Linked DNA regions of Homo sapiens: region 2 is linked to region 1. A link is a loop called in an ENCODE intact Hi-C map of the cell type or tissue named here. Cell type or tissue: mammary epithelial cell. All regions are shown on one strand. Each heading gives the region's core, and the rest is flanking DNA. Links, peaks and the distances in the headings are about the cores only. Region 1 overlaps LOC105373175 (a long non-coding RNA gene). Region 2 has its middle 21 kb from the start of MIR3937.

What was found. Hi-C counts contacts between places; a loop is a spot of excess contacts. Peaks named below come from ENCODE experiments on the same cell type or tissue, not always from the same donor. Only the 100,000 strongest peaks of a DNase experiment are listed, where the experiment ranks them.
Region 2: a loop joins it to region 1, with 3 times the contacts of the local background. A loop is called at or near these places in 1 of 110 quality-filtered maps.

The regions. Positions count from the first base shown.
Region 1 is chrX:39,259,508-39,264,891 of GRCh38, forward strand. The region is part of intron 2 of LOC105373175 (a long non-coding RNA gene); the gene reads right to left. Among named protein-coding and RNA genes, the nearest start is that of LINC01281, 65 kb to the right of the region's middle. In mammary epithelial cell, for the core only: CTCF peaks have their summits at 1,638 and 2,120 (motif pointing right); DNase peaks (open chromatin) are centred at 1,694, 2,424 and 3,344; H3K27ac peaks cover 888 bases.
Region 2 is chrX:39,637,458-39,642,841 of GRCh38, forward strand. No RefSeq gene overlaps it. Among named protein-coding and RNA genes, the nearest start is that of MIR3937, 21 kb to the right of the region's middle. In mammary epithelial cell, for the core only: no CTCF peak of the experiment used is centred there; a DNase peak (open chromatin) is centred at 2,624.

The DNA.
Region 1 (5,384 bases), core at 191-5,190:
TCCCATCCTCTATTGCTTATTCAAGGCCTGGGTCTTGCAGTTATCTCTTCTCTCTCCTGCTTCTTCCGTTTTTCTCTCTTCACTGGATCATTTCCATCAGCATAAAAACATGCTGTAATACCTGCCATTAAAAAATACTTTAGAAACCTCCCTGGTGCACACATCTCTCCAGCCACCATCCATTCTCCTCCCCATCTTTATAGTAAAACTGCTTTTGTCTAAACCTGCCATCTCTACTTCCTCTCCTCCCATGACCCTTGAACCCCCTCCAATCAGGTGTCAGGAAATGAGAACCATTTCTCCAGCCCCCTTGTTGATCTGCAGTAAAAATTTCATAGTGTCAGGCTGCTTCCCTTTCTCCAGTGTTCTTCTGAGTAGATCATCCCGATTTCAGGAGACTCTTTCTGAGTAGAGAATCCGCAGGCTCTAGCATCTACTTGGTTTGGGGCTAGGTTGACCCAGGCACTTCTTTTCTCAAGACCTTTATAATAGGGCACCCAGAGTGTGTACTGATGATGGACTTGATGGAGACCCACTTAGCTTCACCAAGTTCACTCATTCTGAGTCCCCATCTTACCCTGGACATTCCCGTGCTCTGTGTCTGAAACCTCACCCTCCACTCCAGCAATGCAAAAAAAAAAAAAAAAAAAATGTCCTGCTGAAGTTTCTCTGCTCTGAGTTCTCTTCTTTGTTCTAAGTTCTAAGACTTGGGCACCACCCTGAGCCCACAAACGAACACTTGTTCAGACAGCACCTGGCACAAGTTTTACACAGGCTGCCTTCACTTCTCTTTTAAAAAACACAAGGGCTCCCTTTTGGGGATTGTCTTCCCAGCTGTAGGAACTGGAAAGACAAGTACATAAGAAATAGCAAATCAATTAGTACATAAGAAATAGCAAATCAATTAGTACATAAGAAATAGCAAATCAATTAATTTAACAAATACTTGTTAATTAACTGCTCTGTGTTAAGTGCATATTTATATTCGTGATCAAAAGAAGCAAATTCATATCCATATGGATCTTACACTCTAATGCTACCTATCATCTGTTATCTATATATCTATGGAAGCCTACCTGTTATCTATATATCTATGGAAGCCTATATTATAATTTCCTCAAAAAAATCTCAAGCTAAGTGAAGGAAAACATGTCCTATGGCCATGCCCCTTCCCCTTACACCTCAAACCAGCCTTCACATCTATATACCTATTGTCACCCCTCTGTAGAAATGGCCTATTCATTGATGAGCACAAATGGGTCATGATTGCCAGTTCTATACCTTCTTGCATGTGATACTCAACAGGCATCTTATAAGACATAGAGCCATTACCATTAGCTTCACATCACCATTAAGGAATTTCTGGTTCAGAGACGTTAAGAAACTTTCATGAGGTTTATCAGCTATTTAGTGGTTGAGCTGGAGCTTGAAGTTCAGACTTCTACACTCAGATTGGACAGTGTTATAGGCCATATCGGTCATAAAGATTACGAGGTACCTAGAAAAAAATAATGTAAGTGTGCAAGGCCATATCGGTCATAAAGATTACCAGGTACCTAGAAAAATATAATGTAAGTGTGCCAGGTTTGTTTCTGTAGTTATATTGCTTGCATAGAGGTATTTTGTTAGCCTTGTGGTGGCCACAGGGAGTATTACAGTCCTCATCTGTCTGTGTTTATTCATCTTGAACTCAAAATGGGGCCTGAGTAATCATGACCTCACCCAATTTACATTTATCCCTAGTAGCAGGAGACAGGATTCACAATAATGTTCTTTAGTTCTTTCTTAAGTAGTCACCCATATTACATATTTCCAATTTATAATCACACATATAATAACATAGTTTTGTTATTCAAGAGTGAGACTGTGATAGTATTTACTGAGAGACTCTTGACAATTGTTTTTCTAAGCATTGCACAGAGTATATAGTTCATACTTTGTTTTTAATCATGCTTGGCTCAGATATGAAATTATGAAGTATATATAATGTGTATTACCAATATGTAGCCCCTACATAAGTCTGTTCTTCAATAGATAAGTATCTTTATTCTTCACAAACTCCCAACACTTGATAAAGAAACAGTAAGTGGAAACATGTAACCTCTAGGGGGAGCTCAAGGCTTCTCTCTCCTCCCTCTGCTCTGGGGAGGAGGAGGACTGGTAGAAATGGGTCAAGGTCAAGGATATTATTGGGCCCAGGAGTGGGTAGGTGATCTTTGACTGTGCCTAGCCAGGAGGTTAAAGGGTTTTGTATATGCATAATGGTTTTTGTTTTGTTTTGTTTTGTTTTTTTATCTTCCCTCGGAAAGCAACCTTTTGAGAATTCTCCCCTATGGCTGATGTCATAGGAGTGGCCCTTCCCACATTGAAGGAACCCTGGCAGGAACTGGATGGGGCAGAGAAAAAGATGATGCATGGACATACTTCAGTCTGGGCCTTAGGCCAGAGGAGCAATGGAATCCTGTGGCTTGCCATGATTCACCTTTGCTCACTAGATCCAGGGGTTCCTCACAGGGGTGCATGGGGGATTGAGGTCAAAGTCATATGTCATTAAGCAGAGGAACTTTGCTGGAAAGTCTCTCTGTTGAGCTTTTAGAGGAGCCTAGTAGGGCTGTCAGTGGCCACAGTGGGTTAATGTGTGTGGACTTGGGGATCAGGAGGCCTGACTTGTTCCCTAATTAGTAATACAAGTAACATAAACAAGCACAGCAATCCAATTATGGCATAGAAAATGTGTCCTAAGAAAATATGTATACTATAAACATAAATACAATACTATGTGTTTATGCAAATGAGTTATAAAATATAATATATTAAGGAAAGTTTCAAGTAAAGCATTACTGAACAAAGCTGAACTGTGGTTTATTCAACAGAATGAATGCACATGGAATAGAATCATGTTGAGAGCCTTGGCGTGGAGCTTCAGGGGCTGAGGCTCAAGATGTCTCATTGAATGGACTCTGCCAGTTCAGTGGATCTTCAGAAAAGAAGTTCATTTAGTGGGAAGAGTAGCCTCCCCAGGGAAAAGGAACAGAAATCCTTTAGCTTCTCTGGGCTCCTGTCTTAGTTTGAATTCCCTCAAAACAGATGCTGAGATGAAGATTGGGTATAGGTCATTTATTTGCAAGGTGGTCTCAAGAACTGCAAGTAAGGGAACAAGGAGAGTGATAGAGGGGAGGAAAGGTAATAAATGTGTGTTAATGAGCTGGTTATGCTGAAGGCAATTAACATTCAATGCTGTGTGGAGCCAGGTGAAACAACATGTGGATCACACCTCTGAGTCAGCTTCCCTGGAGGATGGGAAGGCTGGGGCATTTGCGCACCAACTCCTATTCCCCATTCATTCAAGATTTCCCCTTGGGCATCAGCTTACCCACATTTCTGGGTTGTGCTCATGATTCTGGAGAGTGATGTCAGAAGTGAAGGGCAAACTCTTGAAGTGGAAAGCTGTCTGCATGCCAAAGTTTGTCCGAGACTTCTAGGAAATCAAGTGTGCTAAGGGAACATAGGAAAGGGTATCAACAACATTCTCATATCAAAATTGAGACTGGTCTGGATGACCTCCAAGGCTGCTCCCAGCTTATGTGTCCAATAATTCTCTGCTGTATGGAGTTGCCTGCACCATGGGTTTTCTATCCTTGGTGGTGGTGAGTGCCCTTCTCTAGAAGTAAGTAAGCAGATGCTTGATAACCACATGGAAGGAATGTTGTAGCATCCAATACGTGATTGAAATAAGAAACTTTCAACACGCTGTCTTAGATTGAGTTCCTAGAAAACAGACCTGTGATGAAGATTCAGGTTTGAGTGATTTAGTAATGAAATGCTTCCCAAGGAGGACAGTAAGGAAGTGCGAGAAGCAGGATAGAGAAGGGAAGGAAGCCAAAAAAGGGTTTTATGTCAAGGAAAGTCCCAGCCTCAGCCTGATCCCACAGGGAAGCGCTGGTGTGCAAATCACCTCATATTCTGTGGTGACCCCAGGCAAGGGAGAGGGTTTTTCATTCTCCCTTACCCTTCAGTCATTGCCCTCAGGGGAATGTAAACTTAGGGAGGTATGGCACAGCCACACTTGTATGAATGTTGGCTCTGTTCTGATACAGATTTACAAGACTTGGTGGATGAGACCTTGGCCCTCAGGCTCCAAAAATCCTGTCTTTGGCCCATTCTAATGCAGCTGACAGCTGACATGCAGGAGACTTAGTATTTCAGAGCTCTAACTTCCAGAATCCATAGTGCTGAAGAGGGCAATTCAGGGAATTTTTTTATAGGATAGAAATTCAAGCTTTCAAGGTACAGAATGACCCCAAACCCTCATGCAAACTGTGTGTAATCTTTTCAAACTGAAGTAGATTTGGGACTAAAGACAGTAGAAATATTTCTGAAATGAAGGGATAAATCTACCCATGCAGAGATGCAGCACAATGCTATCATAAAAAATCCACTTTTGTCCATGCCACAGCCCTGAACCTCTCGTGCACCAGATCAGAGACCCTGATAAATCTGGGCTGCTAGAAATGCCAACCAGCTCATATGTTTTCAGTGAGCAATGACAGGGAGCCAAATTGCTTTATTCCGATTAGGGAAGGGCCTCTGACTGTAAAATATACTGTGTGAAAAAAAATATTGAGTTTTAGTTTGCTGACACATCAATTTAAGAGAGTTATGGCTCTCACATGGAGGCCAAGCAGGTATCTCTCCACACGTATGTGCAATAAAAATTAACTGTGGCCTTTTATACAGGGCACTGTTCTCACTTGTGGGATCAGAGGGTGACCTGAGTGTCACTTCCAGTGGCAAGCCACAACACTGGAGGTGTTGGTTCTTTTCTGAAAAGACCCACAGAGGGAAACCAACACCAAAAGCCATAAACGAGCTCCATGTTTAACTTTTTGATTCTACAAAGAGATATGCAGTCATGTTTTGTTTGTATATTTCCAAGAATATGTACATATATATGTATGTTTTATGGGTACAATGTATGTGCATCAATCAGGATCCAGACAGGAAAAGAAAAACTTCTCCAAGTCTTTCAAGTTAATTCAGGGAATTGGTTACACACAAACTGGAAGGGAGAAAAAGTCAAACAGAGAATGATGAGGCAATCCAGAGATTAGCAACAGTGGGAAGCTGCTACCACCTTAAAGTCTCAAGGGATACAGGGATGGCTTTATGGAATTCAGGGGCTGGAGCCATCTAGGGTGAGCTTAAACCATGGTGAGAGCTCCCCAGAGAGCTGTGGCCACAGAAGGAGAGGTTGTCTTGTGGGATCTGGAATGTCTCTACTGCCAGAGATGCCTTAGGAAACTGAGAGTGAGGGAGGTGAAATGTTCTGACTTCTCTCTTCCCCCTGCTCTCCAATCTTCTACCAGTGCCTCTCATTGGCCAAA
Region 2 (5,384 bases), core at 110-5,109, 380 kb after region 1:
CTACCAGAGGTCTTGCTCCCATGCCAGGACAACAGTCAGCCCAACAGAGCTCAGAAGCACTCGAAGTCGGGGGCAGAAACCTAAACTGATGGAGGTTTTTTTGTTTTTTGGGGGGTTTCTTTTTTGAGTTTTTTTTTTTTAAATCTGTAAGTGACTCAGTTTATATGGAGGGTTAGGTCAAGTTTTCTACAATTTGGTAAACTAGAGCAAACACCAAGCCAATTTCAGTTCAATTTCATAGAAATAAAAAATGTTAAATACCTCACTCAATGATTGTGAAATTTGTACCACACCTCTTCATTCCTTAATCCTCTCCCCCCATCTACTATAAGACATGGGAGAGGGTCCATTTGTTCATTCCTGGGGGATAAACAGGTATTTACTAACTGTAATTGTGTTATAAGCAATGAAAATGAAAGTAATTCTGATTACTAACATATTGGGCATGTTTGGCCATTGCGTCAATAAGACAAGCTCATGTGGACAGTATTCTTCTACTCCAGGCTGACTTAAGCATCTTGTAAATTGGGGTAATGACCCATCCAACGGGACCATGGAGACCAGGGGCCAGAGCATAGAAGTGACTCAGGAGAAGGGATCAGTGTGGCACAACTCCACGTGCCCATAAGTACAAGAGTAACTGGTTTGTTGGTGGATGGGATATCCATGGTTCTCAATCACCACATCATGGCTGCCTTCCCAGCAATGCACAGAGACAGTCAGGAGCCAACTGGTCTCATACTACCATTGGATCTCCTTTGCACATCTTGGCCAGATTTATCTTTATTGTTGTTATTGTGGTAGTTGTTGTTAAGCACAGTTGCTACCGTGCCCCTCCCCCCTTATCAACCATTTGTGGATCTCCATTGCCCAGCACTATAGTCCTTTCTTCTTAGCAAAACCCCAACAGATTAAACAGATAAACAAGGATCTCCACTTGGTTTTCTATCCCTCTGTTTGCTTAGGATTGGATTGGCTGTAAGAGAAATCCATCATAATACATAGATTGAATTTTATTTACTGCTAACATCAAAGAAATCTGTAATAATCATTGCATGATTGATATGGCACTCCTTGTGGTCTGGGACTCAGGTTACCCCTATTTTATTACACTGATGTGAATGGCTTCCAATGTCACTTCAGGATCAAAGATCTGCATACAGCCAGCTGGACAGGATGAAGAAGTTTGTACCTTATCCTGGACGTTATGTCAACTTCTACTTAAACCCCATTGGCTAAAACATGATAACATGGCCACACCTAGATGGAAGGGAGGCTGGGAAATGTAGTCTTTTTTTCTGGGGATCCATGCACCCTGCAAAAAATCAGGAGGACTATAACTGAAGAAGAAAAGAAGAACAGATGCTGGGGTCAAGTTGTCTTTACCACAATCCCCAAGGCAAGGCCACCCCTCAGGAACCTCTAAAGAGACAATGTACTCTGCGTAAGTTTTGGAAAATCCATACTTATTGGAAAAAGTCCAAAATCTTTATCCAGCTATGCAAGATGCTTCATAACATGAACCCAGCTTCCCTTCCTGGCCTTATCTTCCACAGCTCCATATCATGAGCTTTCTTGTGCCTATCTGAAGACTCTGTACCCACCTATACACCCATACTCATCCCTTCTGAAGACCTTGCTGGATGTGCTCCCTCACTCTTGAATGGCAACTCTCTCATTTCCTTTCTAAATCCTACCTGTCCTTTATGTAATCATAACAGGTATGCCACAAAGTCTCTTTGCATCCCTGGGGACACAATGGAGAAATGGAGACTGGATGATGATTAAATGAGATGAATTTCTAATATTTAATATGCCAGACCCAAGGAATGCAGAATGGACCCCTGGCAACTCAGAGGACAGTCTCTTACAGTGGGACATGGGACTCGGTCTTCATCAAGTCAATTCAACATTATTATCGTTGACACCAATAAGAGTCCTGATTATATCATGATGAAAGATAATTTCAAAGATAAAAAAGAGAAAACTTGCACATAATTTGAGACATGAAAGAAGGGGTATGAATTCTGTCTTACTTGAATATTTGGGGCCCTGGTTCCATTAAGACAAAATTTAATAGGAATAAAGGTAATATCCTGCATTTGGCTCCAAGAAGTCAATAGCACAGGTCCAGAGCTTGGCAAGCATATGTAAAAAACCTCAGTTTCTACTTGACAGCAAATTCACTGAAAGCCATTAGTATGGCTATCTAAAAAGGTCATTAAATCTTAGGCTGAATTGAAAGAAACATACCTTCCAGAAAGACAGAGAATAATCTAGCTCTCCTTTGATCTGATCAAGTCAAATCTACATTTCTTAAGCCCTCCCATTGTCCATGCCCTTTGCCATGTCACTTTAAAGATTCTCCCACAAAAAAGTCAGACTTCCCCTTCCCCCTTGGCTTTAGGTTTGGCCATGTGACTTGTTTTGTTAGCAGGCTTGACATGACCAAAGTTTGGAAAAGCATCTATACAATTAGCCTTGCTCTTTTATGCATCTGCCATCTTAATGAGAACATTCTTGGGTAAGCCCACTAGTCCCAGGAAGGGATGACAGACGCATGATGCAGACTGAACAGCCCTAGCCAAGCCTAGCCTAGATCAGCTGACCCCAGAAATGTAAGCAAGTCCAGTCAAGAACAGCAGAGTTTCCTAGTCAATTAGGCAGCCTAGATGACCTGGCGCCCAGCTGATCCAGAGACCCGTGAGCTAAATAAACGCTTACTATTGCATTCCCCTGGGATTTTTGTGGTTGGTTGTTACACAGCACCAGCTAACTGGAACAAGAACTGTGTGCAGTTCTGAGAGTCACATTTGATGAAGGACATTGACAAACTAGAGGGCAGTGGGAACCATGAAGGGTCACAAGGCCACAGAATATAAGGAGCAGTTGGTTACACTGATATCATTTATGCTGAAAAGGGGAGCACACGTTTTTCAAACATGTGAAAAGCTTTCATATGAAAGAGGAGTTCGATTTTGCTGTGATCTGAATATGACCCCCAGAATTAATGCATTGAAACTTAATGGCCAATGTGATAGTACTGAGAGGTAAAGCCTTTAAGAGGTGATTAAATGATGAGGGTGGAGCCCTGATAGATGGGATTAGGGCCCTTATAAAAGGGCTTGAAGGAATGGGTTTGCTTTCTTCTGCTCTTCTTTAGCAAGAAGACCTTCACCAGACACTGAATGCTGGTGCCTTGATCTTGGACTTCACAGTCTTCAAAACTGTGAGAAATAAATTTCTATTGTTTATAAATTGCTCAGTCTTGGGTATTTTGTTATGGCAGCACAAACAGACTCAGATTTACTCTTCATAACACTGAGAGTCCTAAAATCTTTTGAGACTGATTACAAAGGTAGATCCCACCTTTAGAGCTCTCTGGAATTAAAACAAGTTTTCAGAAACTGTGAATTATTCTTTGCTAGAAATATTCAAGTAGAGAGATGTCCTCTAAGCCTCCTTCTGACCTTGAAATACTTTGAGTGAACACCACCTGCCCCACAAAACATTTGCCTCACTGCTGTCCACCCTAAAGTGTCTGTTCTACTGTCACTCTCTCTGCTGGTCTCTGGCTTCCTGACTGTGCCAAACAACATCCCTCCCCTGCCCTTCTTCAGTTGTTTTGGTTCCTCAGCAACACCTCTCCCCACTGCTGGATCTGAGGTTTATGTTCTCAGTTTCAATGATGAAAACAGGACGCTACTCACCACACCTGGCTACATGTTGGGGAATGGCTTCTGTGATTTTCCTGGGCCTCTAATCCCACCAGAGAGGACCTAGTTTTGTGCCAGTTGCTGTCCGCACTGCCTAGCATGACACTCTCTTCCCCCACATCCCTCTGCATGCTTGATCAACAAGAGCACTCAAGCAGGTCTTCCTCAACCAAAACCTGACTAAGAATGACTTTCTAATATTAGCGACTTATAACTTAGCATGAATTGAAGCCCAACCCCTACCCTCTCTCCCAGGAGCACTTAGATTTTAAGCGCGTTCTCTTGCCGTGGAACGAAGCACGGTCGGCCTTGTATCTTGGTCAAGGAACTGACAGCCTTACAGTTTTCCTTTGGGAGCCAGCCTCACTTGGGCTTCTCCAGACCCTGTCTTTACTTTTATAAATAAGGATTAAAATCGAGTGGGCTACTTTATGTGTGAGTTAGTGCCTCTGACACCCGCCCAGGAAAACAGAAAATATTGGTCAACAATCTGATATTTCCAAGTAATCTCACATACTTAGCAGTAGGTAGAAATACCCTTCAGCCTGGGTCTTTTAAAGGGTCACTTTTTAAAAATGCACTAGTAGTGGGGGAAAGTCAAAGTAGGGAGACAGACATCGTGCCCCAAATTAGCAGCACAGTTCCTGTCAAGCATGTTTCTGTGAGAAGCAAAACCCAGCGGTCACAGCAAGTGTGTGGCCCCAGCTTGTCAGAGCTATTGATTGACTGCTCGCAATATTGCAGGTGATTTAAAGAGTTCCCTGCCACCTTGTTTGTTTAATGTCACCTCCATATGAGAATGTCAGCCTCTGACATGTTTGACTTCTCCACAGGACAAATGCCAAGCCACATGCTGTTGTCCCACCGACAGAGATTGTTCCCTACCCTTCGTCACAACAATGATGCCAACAATTTCTAAATGCTTCATTTAAAAGAAGCACTAACTAATTCTCGATAATCTCCTGATCGGTGCTGTAACATGACTCCGGCAAGGGGCCAGGAAAGCCTATCCTGTTCGTTTTTCTTATCTATACTTAGAAAACCTTCCAAAACTGCATCACACTTAGTGGTCCTCAGAGCAGCTGCTTTGTGAGCCGGCAGGCTGGAGGTTGGAGGGGGCAGGGCGAGGGCACGGAGAGGCAGCCGAGACTGTCTGGGGCCAGAGGCCAAACTTGGCCAACCCAAGACAAACACGGGCTGGAGATAAAAAGAGGAGAGGAGGAAGCACAGCCAGTGATGGCAGCAACAACACAGATGGAAAATAAACAGCACCGAGGGCTGGAAAAGCAAGGATCAGCGCTGTGGAGACAGAACAGAGGGGAAAGGGGTACAGGATGAGGAGGAGGAGTAGGGAGGGTCCCCCCTCCCAGTCACCCCACTCCCAGAAGCGAACGGTGTGAAAGGAAGAGGAGAGAGAAAAGGACAGCAGAGGAGAAAGATGGGGGCAGGAAGACCAGCATGGGGGCAGGGAAGAGTCTGGAAGACAAAAAAAGGAGAAAAGGAATGGAAGGAAAGGGGGAAGAATTTCAGGGAGAAAATAGAAGAGGGGAGGGGAAGAAAAGAAGGGGAATTGGGGGCAGAGGAGGAGCAATGACCAGCAAAGGACAGCCACAAAAGCACTTAGTGCCTAAGGTATGCCCATCCATAGACACGACTGATTCTTTTCAA